2 separate regions of the Mus musculus genome follow, and region 2 is linked to region 1. Evidence: chromatin loops called from intact Hi-C (ENCODE). Cell type or tissue: heart. All regions are shown on one strand.

Evidence for each region. A loop is a pair of places that touch in the nucleus more often than their neighbours do. Peaks named below come from ENCODE experiments on the same cell type or tissue, not always from the same donor. Only the 100,000 strongest peaks of a DNase experiment are listed, where the experiment ranks them.
Region 2: it touches region 1 in a loop (5-fold over the local background); 9 of 42 quality-filtered maps call a loop at or near these places.

What each region holds. Positions count from the first base shown.
Region 1 is chr7:27,926,087-27,934,086 of GRCm38, reverse strand. Zfp974 (zinc finger protein 974) reads left to right here and starts at 4,629. Exons shown (of 5, transcript NM_001374027.1): 1 at 4,629-4,792; 2 at 6,634-6,686; 3 at 7,677-7,803. The coding sequence starts at 6,654. Gm26891 (a long non-coding RNA gene) reads right to left here and starts at 7,679. Exons shown (of 2, transcript XR_881914.3): 1 at 5,998-7,679; 2 at 5,613-5,740. In heart, no CTCF peak of the experiment used is centred here; a DNase peak (open chromatin) is centred at 4,616; H3K4me3 peaks cover 2,029 bases; H3K27ac peaks cover 1,047 bases; H3K27me3 peaks cover 272 bases.
Region 2 is chr7:27,855,973-27,863,972 of GRCm38, reverse strand. It overlaps Zfp59 (zinc finger protein 59), which reads right to left. Exons shown (of 5, transcript NM_011762.3): 5 at 7,199-8,000. Zfp607a (zinc finger protein 607A) reads right to left here and starts at 3,388. Exons shown (of 5, transcript NM_001024726.2): 1 at 3,217-3,388; 2 at 1,384-1,436; 3 at 458-584. The coding sequence starts at 1,416. In heart, no CTCF peak of the experiment used is centred here; DNase peaks (open chromatin) are centred at 2,852 and 3,402; H3K4me3 peaks cover 2,538 bases; H3K27ac peaks cover 2,423 bases.

The DNA.
Region 1 (8,000 bases):
TTATAGAGGGGGAGATGTAAAGGGCTGCAATCTACGTGCCGCCACTAGATGGTGCTAAACCTCATTGTGCGCAGCTGCGAGAGCACAGCCAGCCAAAGTCACCAGTCCATCTCCGAGGCTTTTGCCCAACCCCTGGGGGCTTTAACCTATCCCCAGGGTGCATGAGGATCATGGGTGTTGCTACCAGTCCTAGTTTAGACACGTCACCAAAAGTATTTAAGCCACACACTTTCTGAGCTTTCTTTGTCTACCTCAATATGATATAGAAGTAAAAGTTAACCGTGGAAGAATCTGGTGTGTCCTGTGTTTATTTCCCGCGGGACGGGGATAAGCTCGGGATAGGGAGGAATCAAGGAGATACAGCAGGGGAGTTGCTAAGAAGAGACTCTGCCCTGGTTGAAGAACTTCCTGAATCATCAGAGCCAAGCCCTTCTGGGGCTTCCCCAGAGCATTCTGAGATGCCCTGTGGTCAGGACACTGCAGATGCTTATCTCAGAGTGTTTACCCGTTTCCTTCTCAGACAATTTCTCTGTCTGTCTGTCTGTCTGTCTGTCTGTGTATCTGTATCCCTCTTTCCATCCCTCCTTCCTCCTTCCTTCTCCCCCTCCCACCTCCCTCCCCTTTTTCCTTTCTTTCTTCCTTTCTGGTAAGACTCTGAAAATGCAGGCAGTTTTCTGATGTATTCTGTAGCCAAGGATGCCTTTGAACTACTGATCCAATTGGATTGCCCTCCCCAGCACTGGGATTGCACACATGTTCCACCACAAGTCTGCCTGCCACTCAACTCACACTTGTTCTAGGAGGCCAGACCTCGGGTCTCCCAGACTCATGACTGAGGGAAGGAGGAGCTCTGGGTGACAGGTTTTGCTCCCCTCACTTTGTCTGTCTGTGGAGCGGTGATCACTGTGTTCATTCTGCCCTCAGTGACAAGGGCTACAGACACAACAAGACTGATGATGCACACATGAACTCTCAGAGTCCATGCAGCACACAGAGCATGCACAGGTTTACACCAGACAGATTCTCAACAGTGATGGGGTGTGTGTGTGGGGGGGAGGGGAGTAGACATGGGCTCTGACCTCTGACAAGTGAACTCTCTGTTGTTAATATGCACTGACAATGGAAAAATTGTATTTCTCCACTATTGTCTTGCTGGGTATATCAACCACACCTCAGGGCAGACTCCATGCCAGGAGTAACTAGCCAACACAATGATCTCAATTGTATTCTTGTGACATTTTCATTTTAGTTTGCATTGTTTGGAATCGTTTCTTTCTTATTGATCTTTTGCTTTTGCACATCTGTGAGCACACTGACTCCCACTCATACATGCAAAAGTGCACACCACACACACACACACGAACAATGAAAAGAGAAGAGGGTGAGCGTCACTCATTCAGTAAATGTAGTCCCAGGCGATCCAGGACTCCTTGGGATTTAAAGGTCGTTCAGCATTGAGGGGGGGGGAAGGCAGCGGCCCAGGCTCGCTAATTACAATAGGCATACTTCATATTCAGTAGATTCAGGTCTGACATATTTAAAATATAAATATTCAGCCAATTATGGTGGCACACACATGTAATCCCAGCACTCAGGAGGCGGAGGCAACAGATCTCTGAGTTCGAGGCCAGCCTGGTCTGCAGAGGAACACAAAGGACAGCCAAGGCCACACAGAGAAATCTTATGTAGAAAAGACTATAACCAAAATCAAACAAAAACAAAATGAACAGCGGCAACCAAAACTCCCCACAAGAACATGACGGAAGTATGGAAATCAATGTTCATTGTGGAGAGGGGTGGCTCACTCACGGATAGATCTAGAAGAGGGTGGAGGAAGGAAGGGGGAAGGGGATGAAGGGATTTCTCAACACATGCCTACAGTCACCTTCAGAAGCAGGAGAGAAAACTTGGAAAGAAACACAGATGCATCTTTGTGTGAGGAGGAGGGGGAAGCTATGCACACACAGAGCAGGAGACAGAGGTGAGGAGGAGGGGAAGCTATGCACACACAGAGCAGGAGACAGAGGTGAGGAGGAGGGGGAAGCTTTGCACACACAGAGCAGGAGACAGAGGTGAGGAGGAGGAGGAGGGGGAAGCTATGCACACACAGAGCAGGAGACAGAGGTGAGGAGGAGGGGGAAGCTATGAACACACAGAGCAGGAGACAGAGGTGAGGAGGAGGGGGAAGCTTTGCACACACAGAGCAGGAGACAGAGGTGAGGAGGAGGGGGAAGCTTTGCACACACAGAGCAGGAGACAGAGGTGAGGAGGAGGGGGAAGCTTTGCACACACAGAGCAGGAGACAGAGGTGAGGAGGAGGGGGAAGCTATGCACACACAGAGCAGGAGACAGAGGTGAGGAGGAGGGGAAGCTATGCACACACAGAGCAGGAGACAGAGGTGAGAGGAGGAGGGGGAAGCTATGCACACACAGAGCAGGAGACAGAGGTGAGGAGGAGGAGGGGAAGCTATGCACACACAGAGCAGGAGACAGAGGTGTGAGGAGGAGGGGAAGCTATGCACACACAGAGCAGGAGACAGAGGTGAGGAGGAGGGGGAAGCTTTGCACACACAGAGCAGGAGACAGAGGTGAGGAGGAGGGGGAAGCTATGCACACACAGAGCAGGAGACAGAGGTGAGGAGGAGGGGAAGCTATGCACACACAGAGCAGGAGACAGAGGTGAGAGGAGGAGGGGGAAGCTATGCACACACAGAGCAGGAGACAGAGGTGAGGAGGAGGAGGGGAAGCTATGCACACACAGAGCAGGAGACAGAGGTGTGAGGAGGAGGGAAAGCTATGCACACACAGAGCAGGAGACAGAGGCAGAAAGAGCTGAGACTGGGGATGTGGCCTGCAGAACCCCAGGAGGAATTCAAGTGACTGCAGCTAAGGAAACGCTTGTGGTGGACATTAATCTCTAGTTACGTATTCAGCACCACACAGCTCCTGTGGAGAAAATGGAGGGCAATTATCTGATTTTACTTCCATGAAGGATAAGGGGTAGCACTAAGAAAAGAACTGTGATGGAGCAGACTGACCAGAATCACACTGTGGAGAGAAAGGAGGACGGAACACATTGGCATGACAGAAGGCTAAGCATCTTTATAAATGATCCAAAAGCCAGTGGAATAACAAAACAGGAAGCTTTGCAGAAACAGTCACCTAGATATAGCTGGGGACTCCTGGTCTAGTATTAGCCTATGGGATATCTTAAAAATAGATACAGTCTTTAAGTTTCAAAAGTGCAGTAGAAACAAGTGCTGTCACCGGAGTTTTTTGTCTTAGCCATTCTGATTGTTGTAAGGTAGAATCTCAGGTCATTTTGATTTGCATTTCCCTGATCACTAAGGACTTTGAACATTTCTTTAAGTGCTTCTCCATCATTTGGGATTCCTCTGTTGTGAATTCTCTGTTTAGCTCTATACCTTATTTTGTGGTTGGGTTGTTTGGATTTTTGAAGCTTAGCTTCTTGAGTTCTTTATATATTTTGGATATTAACCCTCTATAGGATGTGGGGTTAGTGAAGTTTTGTCCCACTCTATAGGTTGCTGATTTGTCCTGACTACGTCCTTTGCCTTACAGAAGCTTTCCAGTTTTATGAGGTCCCATTTATCAATTCTGGATCTTAGAGCCTGAGCTCTAAGACATTGTTGGTGGGATTGCCAACTGATACAACTACTCTGGAAATCAATCTCGAGGATCCTCAGAAGTTTGGAAATAGATCAACCACAAAGACCCAGCTATACCACTCTTGGAATATACCCAAAAGATGCCCCACCATACCACAAATCCACTGTGTTCATAGAGGTCTTATCTGTGAAAGCCAGAAGCTGGAAACAACCCAGATGTCCCCCAATGGAAAAATGGATACAGAAAATGTGGGTCATTTACATAATGGGATAGTATTTAGCTATTAAGAATGAGGACATCATGAGTTTTGCAGGCAAATGGGTGCAACTAGAAAATATCCTGAGTGAGGTAACTCAGACACAAAAAGAGTAAAAGGCATGTGCCACCATAATCTGAGTGTATTTTAGTTCTTAGACAGGGTTTCACTGGGTAGTCCTCGGTGGTCTCTTCTCACAGACATGCAGCTGGCTGTACCTCCCCATCGCTGGGATAAAAGCCATTGCTACCACGCCCAGCCATGTTTACTATCACTTGATGTCTTGGCCTCTTTATTATCACTGGCAATGTTCTTTGCCCCCAAATCTGCCTCCATTTTATAATCGACTTGAGTTTTCTTTTGATTATGTAAAGATGGTCACTTTGAATCTGCTAGAGTATTTATCTTTAACATATTTTCTGAAGTTAACAGATAGCTGGGTCTGACCTCTTTTCAAATCTAATGTGACAAACCTGTACTTTAGCTTTTAGACCGATTACAGTACTTTCAATGCGACTAGTTTTATTATGAGGATCGTCTAGCCTGTCTAACAGACACAGTACGGTTGTTGCATAGCATGTGGTCCTCAGTCACATTTTCTATCTAGAGCATCCCTGCCTTTTTAAGGGCGAGAAAATCAGTTCCCCGCAGAACCGGAAGTAACTTTTACTCAAAGGAGGGCGCCTCCCCTTTAAGCGCGCACCCCCGTGGGAACTCCCACAAACCACTGGGCTCCGCTCGCAGATCTGGCATCCCCGCCCCCAAGAGCCGGGCTTCACGGGGGCTTTGCTGGTGATAACTGCATTTTTTAGGGTCACCACGCCGAAACTAGCGCATAGGCTTTTGGTGTTCTGGTGCCGCTAATGCGGAAGGTCCGATCTTTGTGGTCGGCGGAAGAAATTTCAGGTTGGCTTCGGTCTCCATGGAGTAAGGCCTGAGGCAGCCGGCTGGGAGTGGGCGTGTGCGGACGGTCGTATAGGGTCGCTGTTTGTTGATGTGATAGTGTGTGTGTGTGTGTGTGTCCACACCTTGATCTCTCTGCATTATCTGGGGCTCTGTGCGCGTCGCTTTCTGCTCCAACTTTCCCTCGCGACCACAGGAACCAAAGCAGAGGACTAAGTTTCAGTAAGGAGAGGTCAGGCTAGGTACAGACTTGAGCTTGGGAGGAGCATTTGGGGCTGAAAGTGCCACCGAGGGTGACCTAGGAGGGTGGTTACTTGTTGAATTCCATGACTTTCTCAGAGCCCTAGCTGTGTGAGTGTTGAGGGAACTGAAGGAAAGTGCTCAGTGCGGATGCTGCCAGAGCATGATGGGGATCTCATCCTTGCGCAGGCTCCCCGCGAAGGCCATCAGTCAAAAGGAGGGCTTGAGAAGGATGGGATCATTATTGCTGCCCATCTAAGAGTCAAGGATGAGTGTACTCTTCTTTTCTGTTTGAGAAATGAGTTTTCAATTTTATAATATGGAATTGTCAGTAAATGCAGGTAGGTGAACGTACACATTCATACCTCCACCGCTGTGGCCCTTACGTTGTCCCTGCCCTTAGGTCCTGGTGTTCACATGACCATTTCAATTACCCTTGACTTTTTCTCCCTAAATCACTTCCTTTCCCCACATTATAGACAGTGCTCATCTTGGGTTCATTGTCTGCAGGGTATGGCAGGACAAGGGAGTGTTAGAAAGAATGCAAATACTGGTTGTATATTTAAGGAAATGACTCATAAGCTCTAGTCTGTACAGTGTACATTTTAATCTCAGCATTTTGGGAGGCAGAAGCAGGAGGATCATTGTAAATTAAGGATCAGTTTGATCCACATAGCAAGTTCCAGGAGGGGTGTGCTACAAAATGAGAACCTGTTTCAAAACAAGGAGAAAACGAAATGAAGGTAATAATGAAGAGCAGAATTTTAAAATTTGTATTGTGTTCAGTGTGATAATTTTACAGAGCACAAGGTGGTCCTCACAGAGCCCAAGGCAGGACAGTTGTGTCAGCCCTGCGGAGGTTGAGAAACTCAGTTCTAGGATCAAAAGACCTAGGACACCCAGAACAAACTTAGCATTATTTTGTTCAAAATCTCCCATAATATGGAAAGAGGGAAACATATACTCACCTCCTGTGACAGGATGTTTTACAGCTAATTATCTTCATAAAGGATCATGGCTTGAGACAACATAAGTGTTATCATAGATGAGGGAAGGTTCTCAGGAGAGTGGTCCATGGTGCACAGTCCCATTCACTAACAGTGGGCACAGAATGCTGGACGCTGCCTGAGCATCACAGCTGCAGCCCCTCCAGCCTCGCTGTGCTTCAGCCCTGAGTTTACACAGGAGGGGCCACCTGGATGCTGTGAGCCCCTGTGAGCCTTGATAGGTGGGGTTCCAGTAGGAAGATCTGAGATCTGCGCACAGTAGGAGGAGCGGCCCAGGTGCAGGGCGAGCTGGAGCTCAGGGTGGAAGATGGATCCCTTCTGCTGGCCTCTTCTGGAGGAGTTCAAGGCAGATATGTTTGTGCCCTGCACTCCCACACTGCCCCCTTGGCCGTGGGTTGTCTGGGTTAGGAGGTGATCAGCTTTGTGTAGACTCCTGTGTGCTTCCAATTTGTGTGTGGGAGGCTGTGAGCGGTGGGAGGGGAGAGAGTGAGTGGGGAGGCTTGAGAAATAAGTGTAGTCGATGACATCACAGTGACAGAAGTCAGCCTGGGAACATCAAGTCACAATGCAGTGAATGGCTTTCTTTTTGTCCCCCAGGGGAGGAAGCCTGAAGAAGAATGGCCAGCTCTAGTTCCCAAGACATGGTCTGTGTAAGTTGTTTTTCTCTCTTGGACATAGAGTGACTTCAGGTTAGGTGACTCCTGCCCTCTTTCCCTCTTGAAGCTTCCCAAGGATCCGGATTCCCCCAGCCCAGTCTGCCCCTTTCCAGTGAGGGCTGGCAGGTCTGAGCACTTCCTGTCTGTGCTTCTTCCCAGCGTGCACTGCGGTTGTCTTTGAATGCATTTCTCCACGTGTGCTCTCTGCTTGGTCTGTGCTCAGGGAGGACTGTCCCTGCAGTGGAGGTGTCAGTCCCACAGGGAAACAGGGGCCTTGGGGGCTTCAGAGCTTTGAGGGGATGGTCTCATTGAGTGCCCTGGGAAACCTGATTGACATCTGTGGTGTTGTCAGCCTGGTGATGAATTGTTGGAGAGTTTCCCCTATGCATGGGTGTGAGGAGATGACTTCCCCGAGGAAGCCTTAGGGGAGAGTCCAGGTGTCAGAGGGAAAGGTCATCCAGGCTGTGATAGGGAGGTGACTGCAGTCTCCAGAGTCAAGAAGGACCTGAGACACATTGTTTCTTGGAAGGTTTTGTTTTCATTCATGGAAAGAAAGAAAGAAAGAAAGAAAGAAAGAAAGAAAGAAAGAAAGAGGTTAAGCCTAACATGTACATAATATGTACTTATACTTAGTAAGTTTATGGCCTCTTGCATAGTGTATAAAATCATTCTTATGACAACAAATGTTAATGACATCATGTGATAGTATGATAAACTCAAGGACTCACAGCATTCCTTATGTGTTTTACCCTGACCCCAGGTGACATTTCCCTTCTGTGGGTATAGCCTGAGGGATGTGGGTGGAGTGGAGAGGCACAGGTATTGGCTATGTAGGTGGGCACAGTCGTCGTTTATGGGGGGCTCATGCAGTCAGGTGCCTTGAGCATTTCCTTATGGCTCCCTTCCCACGCTTGAGTCCTTTCCCTCCTGGTTTCCATCTTGAAAGCTTCCCCAGTTTCACTCTCCTTGTGTTTGCTCTTTCAGGGGTCAGTGACATTTAGGGATGTGGCTGTTGACTTCTCTCAGGAGGAGTGGGCCTGCCTGGATGCTACTCAGAAGGTCTTATACAGGGACATGATGTTGGAGACCTACAGCAACCTGGTCTCAGTGGGTAAGCCTGTGCCCCATGGATGGGGGATGTGTCCTCTACACTGTGGGCTTTCCTCACTCTGAATTAAAGGACAGTGCCATCTTTCCAGTGGTAGCTGAAGCTGGGATGGAGGCCGATTCCTGTCATTGCTTCTCTGAGAAGGCTGAGGCAGGAAGATTGCTGTGAGTGCAACATCACCCTCAGATACATCCTGAGTT
Region 2 (8,000 bases), 70 kb after region 1:
GAGTGATCTCAATTTAATTTCATGAGACAGGACCTCTCACTCAACCTAGAGCTCGGTGAGAGAATCTCCGAGGGATGTGAAAAGCAGCCACTTCATGAAGATCCTAGCTTCAACCCTACAAAGCTCACACTCTTCCTTTAGGAGGGAGGACGAGGTCAGCTATCTCTTTTTAAAATTCTATTGCTTAAAATTTATTTTATGTTCTATGTATGTGACGATCTGTCTGCATGTGTGTCTGAGCACCACATGTGACTACAGTGGCCATGGAGACCAGAAGAAGGCATCAGACCCCCTGGAACTAGAGTCACACCTAGTGGTACTGAGAACTGAACATGGATCCTCTACAATTGTCTAGCCTCTGATTCTAGTTATGCAAGACAGCACTGTCCTTTAATTCAGAGTGAGGAAAGCCCACAGTGTAGAGGACACATCCCCCATCCATGGGGCACAGGCTTACCCACTGCGACCAGGTTGCTGTAGGTCTCCAACATCATGTCCCTGTATAAGACCTTCTGAGTAGCATCCAGGCAGGCCCACTCCTCCTGAGAGAAGTCAACAGCCACATCCCTAAATGTCACTGACCCCTGAAAGAGCAAACACAAGGAGAGTGAAACTGGGGAAGCTTTCAAGATGGAAACCAGAAGGGAAAGGACTCAGCGTGGGAAGGAAGCCATAAGGAAATGCTCAAGGCACCTGACTGCACGAGCCCCCCATAAACGACGACTGTGCCCACCTACATAGCCAATACCTGTGCCTCTCCACTCCACCCACATCCCTCAGGCTATACCCACAGAAGGGACATGTCACCTGGGGTCAGGGCAAAACACATAAGGAATGCTGTGAGTCCTTGAGTTTATCATACTATCACATGATGTCGTTAACATTTGTTGTCATGAGAATGACTTCTATAAACTATATACCATTCCATATTATAATTTTTGGTCAAAACAAAACAAACTAACAAAAAACCTTTCAGGTGGTCAGCATGTCTCCTCAGTCTTCCATAACTCCCAGGGTCATTAGCCTAACAACACCACAGATGTCAATCAGGTTTCCCAGGGCACTCAATGAGACCATCCCCTCAAAGCTCTGAAGCCCTCAAGGCCCCTGTTTCCCTGTGGGACTGACACCTCCACTGCAGGGACAGTCCTCCCTGAGCACAGACCAAGCAGAGAGCACACGTGGAGGAACGCATTCAAAGTCAACCGCAGTGCACGCTGGGAAGAGGCACAGACAGGAAGTGCTCAGACCTGCCAGCCCTCACTGGAAAGGGGCAGACTGGGCTGGGGGAATCCGGATCCTTGGGAAGCTTCAAGAGGGAAAGAGGGCAGGAGTCACATAACCTGAAGTCACCCTATGTCAAAGAGAAAACTGTCAACTTACACAGACCATGTGTTGAGAACTGGAGCTGGCCATTCTTCTTCAGGCTTCCTCTCCTGGGGGACAAAAAGAAAGCCATTCACTGCATTGTGACTTGATGTTCCCAGGCTGACTTCTGTCACTGTGATGTCATCGACTACATTTATTTCTCAAGCCTCCCCACTCACTCTCTCCCCTCCCACCGCTCACAGCCTCCCACACACAAATTGGAAGCACACAGGAGTCTACACAAAGCCAATCCCCCCCTAACCCAGACAACCCACGGCCAAGGGGGCAGTGTGGGAGTGCAGGGCACAAACATGTCTGCCTTGAACTCCTCCAGAAGAGGCCAGCAGAAGGGACCCATCTTCCACCCTGAGCTCCAGCTCGCCCTGCACCTGGGCCGCTTTTTTTTTTTTTTTTTTGTAGAGACAGGGTTTCTCTGTGTAGCCCTGGCTGTCCTGGAACTCATTCTGTAAACCAGGCTGGCCTGGAACTCAGAAATTCACCTGCCTCTACCTCCCAAGTGCTAGGATCAAAGGTGTGCACCACCACTGCCCAGCAATCGCATTGTTTCTCACACTCCCTTGTCCTGCAGAACACTGAGGGGAATGAACCCAAGATGGCCTCACAGAGCAACAACTAAAGCACACCAGGCCCTTAGGATATGGCGGCATTGCACTAACAGGCTTCACCACAGGCATCCTAAGGTTCCTGACAGGCCTGGAGAGCCTGAGGGGACAGAACCAAGACTTCAACCTGATACCACAGATCCACACCCACTATCAGCCACGGACGGCATTGCTCATCTGGATCTGGCCAGTGTTACCCATTACACACACACACACACACACACACACACACACACACACTCAGAAAATCACTAGCTCTCAAAGATGCCAAATTCAGTGCTATCACTTTCCCAGCTGAAATGGTGAACAGACATAGTCAACCACCTGCAGTTTTCTGCTGCTTTGAGAGGCAGGCCTGTAAAGATAGGATGAGTGATGCCATTGAAATAGGCGCCAATTTAACAGATCGGGATGTAAAAGCCCTAACGCTAACCTCTGGAGACTCCTATCTATAATTTGTTCAGAAAAAGAAGTGATTGTAGAGAGACGATGTCAAGGGATGTCATTGGAAGGATAATGCGAATACTAAGTGGAAAGGGAAGGGACAATGTAAGGGACACAATGGTGGAGGTATCAATTTGCCTGTCCCTCCTTCAGTTACTGACAATTCCATATTCTAAAACTAAAACCTCATTTTCAAACAAAGCACAAGCTCATTCTTTAATCTTTGATGTGCAGCAATAAAGTCCTTATTCTACTTCAGCCCTCCTTTGTAATGGCTGAGGCACGGAGCCTGAATAAGCGCGAGATCCCAGACTATATCTGAGAGCATCCTCAGGGAGCACTTTCTGCTACTCTGTCAACACTCACGTGGCTAGGATAGGGCTCTGGGAAAGTCCTGGGGCTCAACAAGTAGCTGCCTGCTCTCTTAAGCAACCCTGGAGACTCTTCCGGCCTGAAATGCTCCTCCCATGCTCAACTCTGGGCCTCAGGGAAAGCTTCCCTTCAGTGCGGACTCTTCTCTCAGAAGCTTGGTCCTCTGCTTCAGCCCCTGTGGCCAGGGGAGAAAGTAGGAGCAGAGAGCAACAAGCCGGGTGACACTGGGTGACAGAGATAATGCAGAGAGCTCAAAGTGTGCACACTCGGACAGACAGACACACACACACACCACCACCACCACCACCACCACCACCACCTGCAGCAGCACCGTCCCCCCACACATAAATACACAACCACCCCACACCGCGGTCCACATCCACACCCAGCCGGCTGGTTCCCGCCTTACGTGGAGACCGAAGCCAACTAGAGATTTCTTCCTCCGACCAGAAAGATCGGACTTTCCGCATTAGCGGCACCAGGACACCCAGAGCCTATCCACTACTTCTTGCCATGGTGGCCCTGAAAACTACAGCCCTCGCTACCGGAGATCCGAGAAGCCCAGGGCTCCAGAGAGATCCCAGCATGCAACTTGGCCCAGCCCATTTGAGAGCTGCGTCCTGTGGCTTGTGAGAGTTCCCAGGGGGAGGGGGGTACTCCCCGACTTTAAAGGGGAGGCTCCCTCCTGTGATCAAAATAGTTCCGGGTTCTACTAGTAACTGATTTTCTCTCCTGTGGAGCTGACAGACAAACTGAAGTTTTAAAGTTCAAAAGAAGTAAGATCAAATCAGGCTGTAATTGGCTGTATCTTTGCTTGAGACTGAGTGGGATTCCACCTCGCTGTGCTCTGGTGGGGACTATGGTAAATTGGAAAAGACTGAACTAAAGAATTGTTGGGTTTGAACGTGGGTAGTTTAGCGATTTCAGAGAGAAACAGAAGTTCTAGACACTCCCAGGGTTCATTGTCGCTGTGTTGGAGTTCAGGAAGTCGCCACTCAAACCTTATATACATACACCAATCTCAGTTAAGCAAGACTAGTGTATTAAACACGTACCATAATACTGGAGTTCAGGACTGCAAAAAGGACTCGGGAGCCTAATTGTAGTACTGGTCTGCTCTCAGGGTAGGCTTTTTATATGAGAAACCAGGTTCAAACGTTTAAAGGGCAGGGAGGGGAGCTGTTGGCTTCCTAGGCAAAGTATATTTTTAGCAACCTTTAAGCTGATAGGACCTGAGTAAGGTGGGGGGTGGATGGGTGGTGAACTGGGGAATTTCAGAACAGTGAGATAACAGAACATGAGTATTAAAACTTTTTGGCTTATTAGCAGCATTCTTCAATGTCAGCCCCAAAAAAAAAAAAAAAAAAAAAAAAAAAAAAAAAAAAAAAAAAAACACTGAGCTCATATGCAGGTACAGGAAGAGCTGCCCAGTGGTCAGCTTTACTCAAGATATTTTAGACATAACAGTTGCTATTTACCTTTGATTCAATGGGTCCTACATACAGCTTTGTGAAATAAGATAAGCAAACCTCATACAGATCATTGAGAGCACACAGAACAAAACAGGGTATGTGGCCAGCGTGTCCCTGAGCTCAGTCACTTCTCTATGTCAGTGACTGGCAGGCATGTTACAGCAACACTGTGAAATAGCTGGCAGGCATAGAACAGAATGGCTGCAGCTATGCTGGGGAGCAGGGGAGTCAGACCATAGCATCTGTTATCTAGACGGGAGAATGTGAGTGAGAGCCAGATCGGTATGCATCAACAGAGCTGTGCCCATTAGGCAGTCACTTACATCATGTTGGACTGAGTGGATGAAGGACTAGCATGTCCAGGTAGCCTAAACAAAAACATACACGTGTTTTTAGAAAACCCTATTTATTGTAACGTGACACTATTGAACTTTCAAAACTACTTTTGTTGTCTCCTGTATTTACACGAATTTTCCAGAATGTGAGTAAACAAATGTTGACGAGACTAGACCACGCTAGTAATAAAAGTAACCGCAGTAAAATGTAAATTATCTAAACGCCGAAGTATAGGTTTGTCACATTAGATTGAAAAACAAGTCAGACCCAGCCATGTGTTTACTACAGAAAAAATGTTAAAGATAAATACTCCAGCAGATTCAAAGTGACCATCCTCACATAGTCAAAAGGAGACTAAATTTGATTTTAAAGTCGAGGCAGATTTTGGGCCAAAGGACATTGCCAGTGATAATAAAGAGGGCAAGTCAGTCATCAAGTGACAGTAAACATGGCTGGGCGTGGTAGCAATGCCTTCTATCCCAGCAATGGGGAGGCACAGCCAGCTGCATGTCTGTGAGAAGAGGCCACCGAGGGCTACCCAGTGAAACCCTAAGAACTAAAATACACTCAGATTATGGTGGCACATGCCTTTAATCCAAGGCCTAGGGAGGCAGAGCCAGGAGAATGTCTGTGAGTTCAAGGCCAGCCTGGTCTACAGAGTGAGTTACAGGACAACCAGTACTACACAGGAAAACTGTCTCGAAAAACCAAAAACCAAAACCAAAACAAGCAAACTAAAATAAACTCTGAGTATACTCCTAATACCACACCTTTATAACACGAAGACGGGGAAAACATACTAGAACAATAAGAAATAACAACCAAATCCAGTATCGCATACATAAGTTTTCAGCCTCAATAACTGACAGAAGAAATCCAGAAAAGCAACAGAGCAGAGTTGATTTGGACAGCATCATCACCTATGAATGCAAGTGAATAAAAATGGAGACAGTTAAACTTAAATGGAATCAGGGTGACTGTGTGTTCCTGTCCACACACCTGTGGCAGAAATGCTCATCACCTGAAGATGTTTCTGTTTAAAGCTTCCTTTTTTTCATGCTATTTTTTGAAAAATATAAATACCAGCACTTATAAAAAAAATAAAGACTCCATCTATTTTAAGATATCCAACAGGCTGATTACTAATGCAGACACTGTAGGCAAGGAGTCCCCAGCCCAACCCAGGTAACTGCTTCTGCAAAGCTTGGGTTTTGTTTCACTGGCTTTTGGATCACTTATAAAGATGCTTAGCCTTCTGCCATGCCAATGTGTTCTGTCCTCCTTTCTCTCCACAGTGTGATTCTGGTTGGTCTGCTCCATCTCTCCTGTGTCACAGTTCTTTTCTTAGTGCTACCCCTTATCCTTCATGGGGAACAAATTAGGTAATTGGGCTCCCCTTTTCTGTATAGCTGCTGTGTGGAATTTGGGGTAGCTGGATACATAACTAGGGAGATGAATGTGCACCATCAATGTTTCATTAGCTACAAATTCCTGCTGGAATCCCTGCTGGGGTTCTGTCCATCCTCAGTTCTCAGCTCTTTCCGCCTTTGTCTCCTGCGATACATAACTTCATCCTCCTCACACAAAGATGCATCTCTCTCTTTTCAAATAGTCTTCTGTCCTGCTTCTGAAGGTGACAGCGGCCATGTGTTGAGAAATCCCTGCATTCCCTTCCCCCTTCCTGATCCTCACTTCACACCCATCCTCTTCTAGATCTGAGTTACTGCCCCTCTCCACAATGAACATTGGTTTTCATACTTCTGTCATGTTCTCGCATGGGGTTTTATTATTATTGCTTGGTTTTGTTTGGTTGGTTTTCTTGAAACAAGGATTTCTCTGGGTGGCCTTGGATGTTCTAGAACTTTCTCTGTAGACCAGGCTGGCCTTCTGAGTGCTAAAATTCAGGTGTGCATCATCACCTGGCTGGATCTTATGTTTTAAATAATGTCACACCTTGTGGTGCTTTGAATAAAAATCAGACTCATAGGGAGTGGCATTATTGGGAATGTGGCCTGAGAGGAGTATGTGGGGCTCTGTGGGAGGAAAGGTGTCACAGGGGTGAGCTTGTACTTTTTAGAAGCTCAAGCAAGGCTTAGTGTCTCTGTCTCCCTGCTGCCTTGGGTCCAGAGGTTCTTAGTAACCTCTCCAGAACCACGTGTGCCTGAGTGCTGCCATGCTTCCCAACACAATGATAATGGGCTAAACCTCCCAACTGTAAGCAAGCCCCACTTAAGAGTTGCTGTGGTCATTGTCTTGTCACAGCAATATAAAACCTCAAGTCAGACATACCTCAGTCTAAGGAATCTTAAGTGTGCCTGTAGTAATTAAACAGCCTGGGTTGCTGCCTTCCATCTGCATCAATGCTGAGCTCCCTTTAAACCCCATGAAGTTCTGGATGACCTGTGACAATGACACTTATTGATTCCATGCTGTTCATTCCCTTCTCTTTTTTCTCCATTTTTCATGTGTGTGGTGTCACTGTTTGTATGTGTGAGGGGGTTTGTGTGTGTGCAGAAATGCACAAGCAAAAGACCAATAAGACAAAATCAAAATTGACCAAGCAATGCAAAATAAACAAAAAGGTCACAAAAATACCACCAAGTTTATTTTGTGTGGGCCCTGAGGTGTTGATACACCCAGTGAGACAGCATTGGAGACACCTGATTTTTATTTGCTAGCAGGTGTCAATTACAGATAGTTCACTGGTTAGGGGTGGGAGCCCATGGTTCCCCCCACCCCCCATTGTTGAGACTGTCTTCCTTGAACCTGCACACACTGCATGGACTCTTGAGAGTTCATAATGTGCATCTGTTGTGTCTGGAAGTCAGTATTTCCTTGAAGACACCCTTTGGCTCTTGCAATCTTCCTGCCTTCTCTTGTCTGTAGATCCCTGAGCCTTTAGGCTTGTGTATTTATTTTGCTTTTCTTTTCCAAGATATCCTGGATTTCATACATGAAACCCGGGCTTGCCTTAAATGCCTGGTAATTCTCCTACCTCATCCTCTCATATTCTGGAATTACAGGCAAAAGTCACCACACCTAGCTTCAATCCTTAAAGCAAAGGACTCTGAATTGTAGGCATCCAGCTTTTTCTCCTAGACATTAGAGCCACCAGGGCTTTGTTGTTGCTGCCAATGGAACAATGGCAGAGTCAGGTTCTTCATGTAGGGCCCCTCACAGTTTAACTATCAGTATTCTGTGTCCTGACCCTGTAGGGAGGATAGAACAACTTTGTTTCCAGTCACGTTTGGCAGCATCCTGGGACAGTCAATCTAGACTGTTAGAATGCTGGGAAAAGGTTGTCAGGAGACTTCCTAGATTTCTGAGGATAAGAGACATTTTCAACAGAGTATCTTCTCTGAACCGACTTCCCAAATTCTCGTTC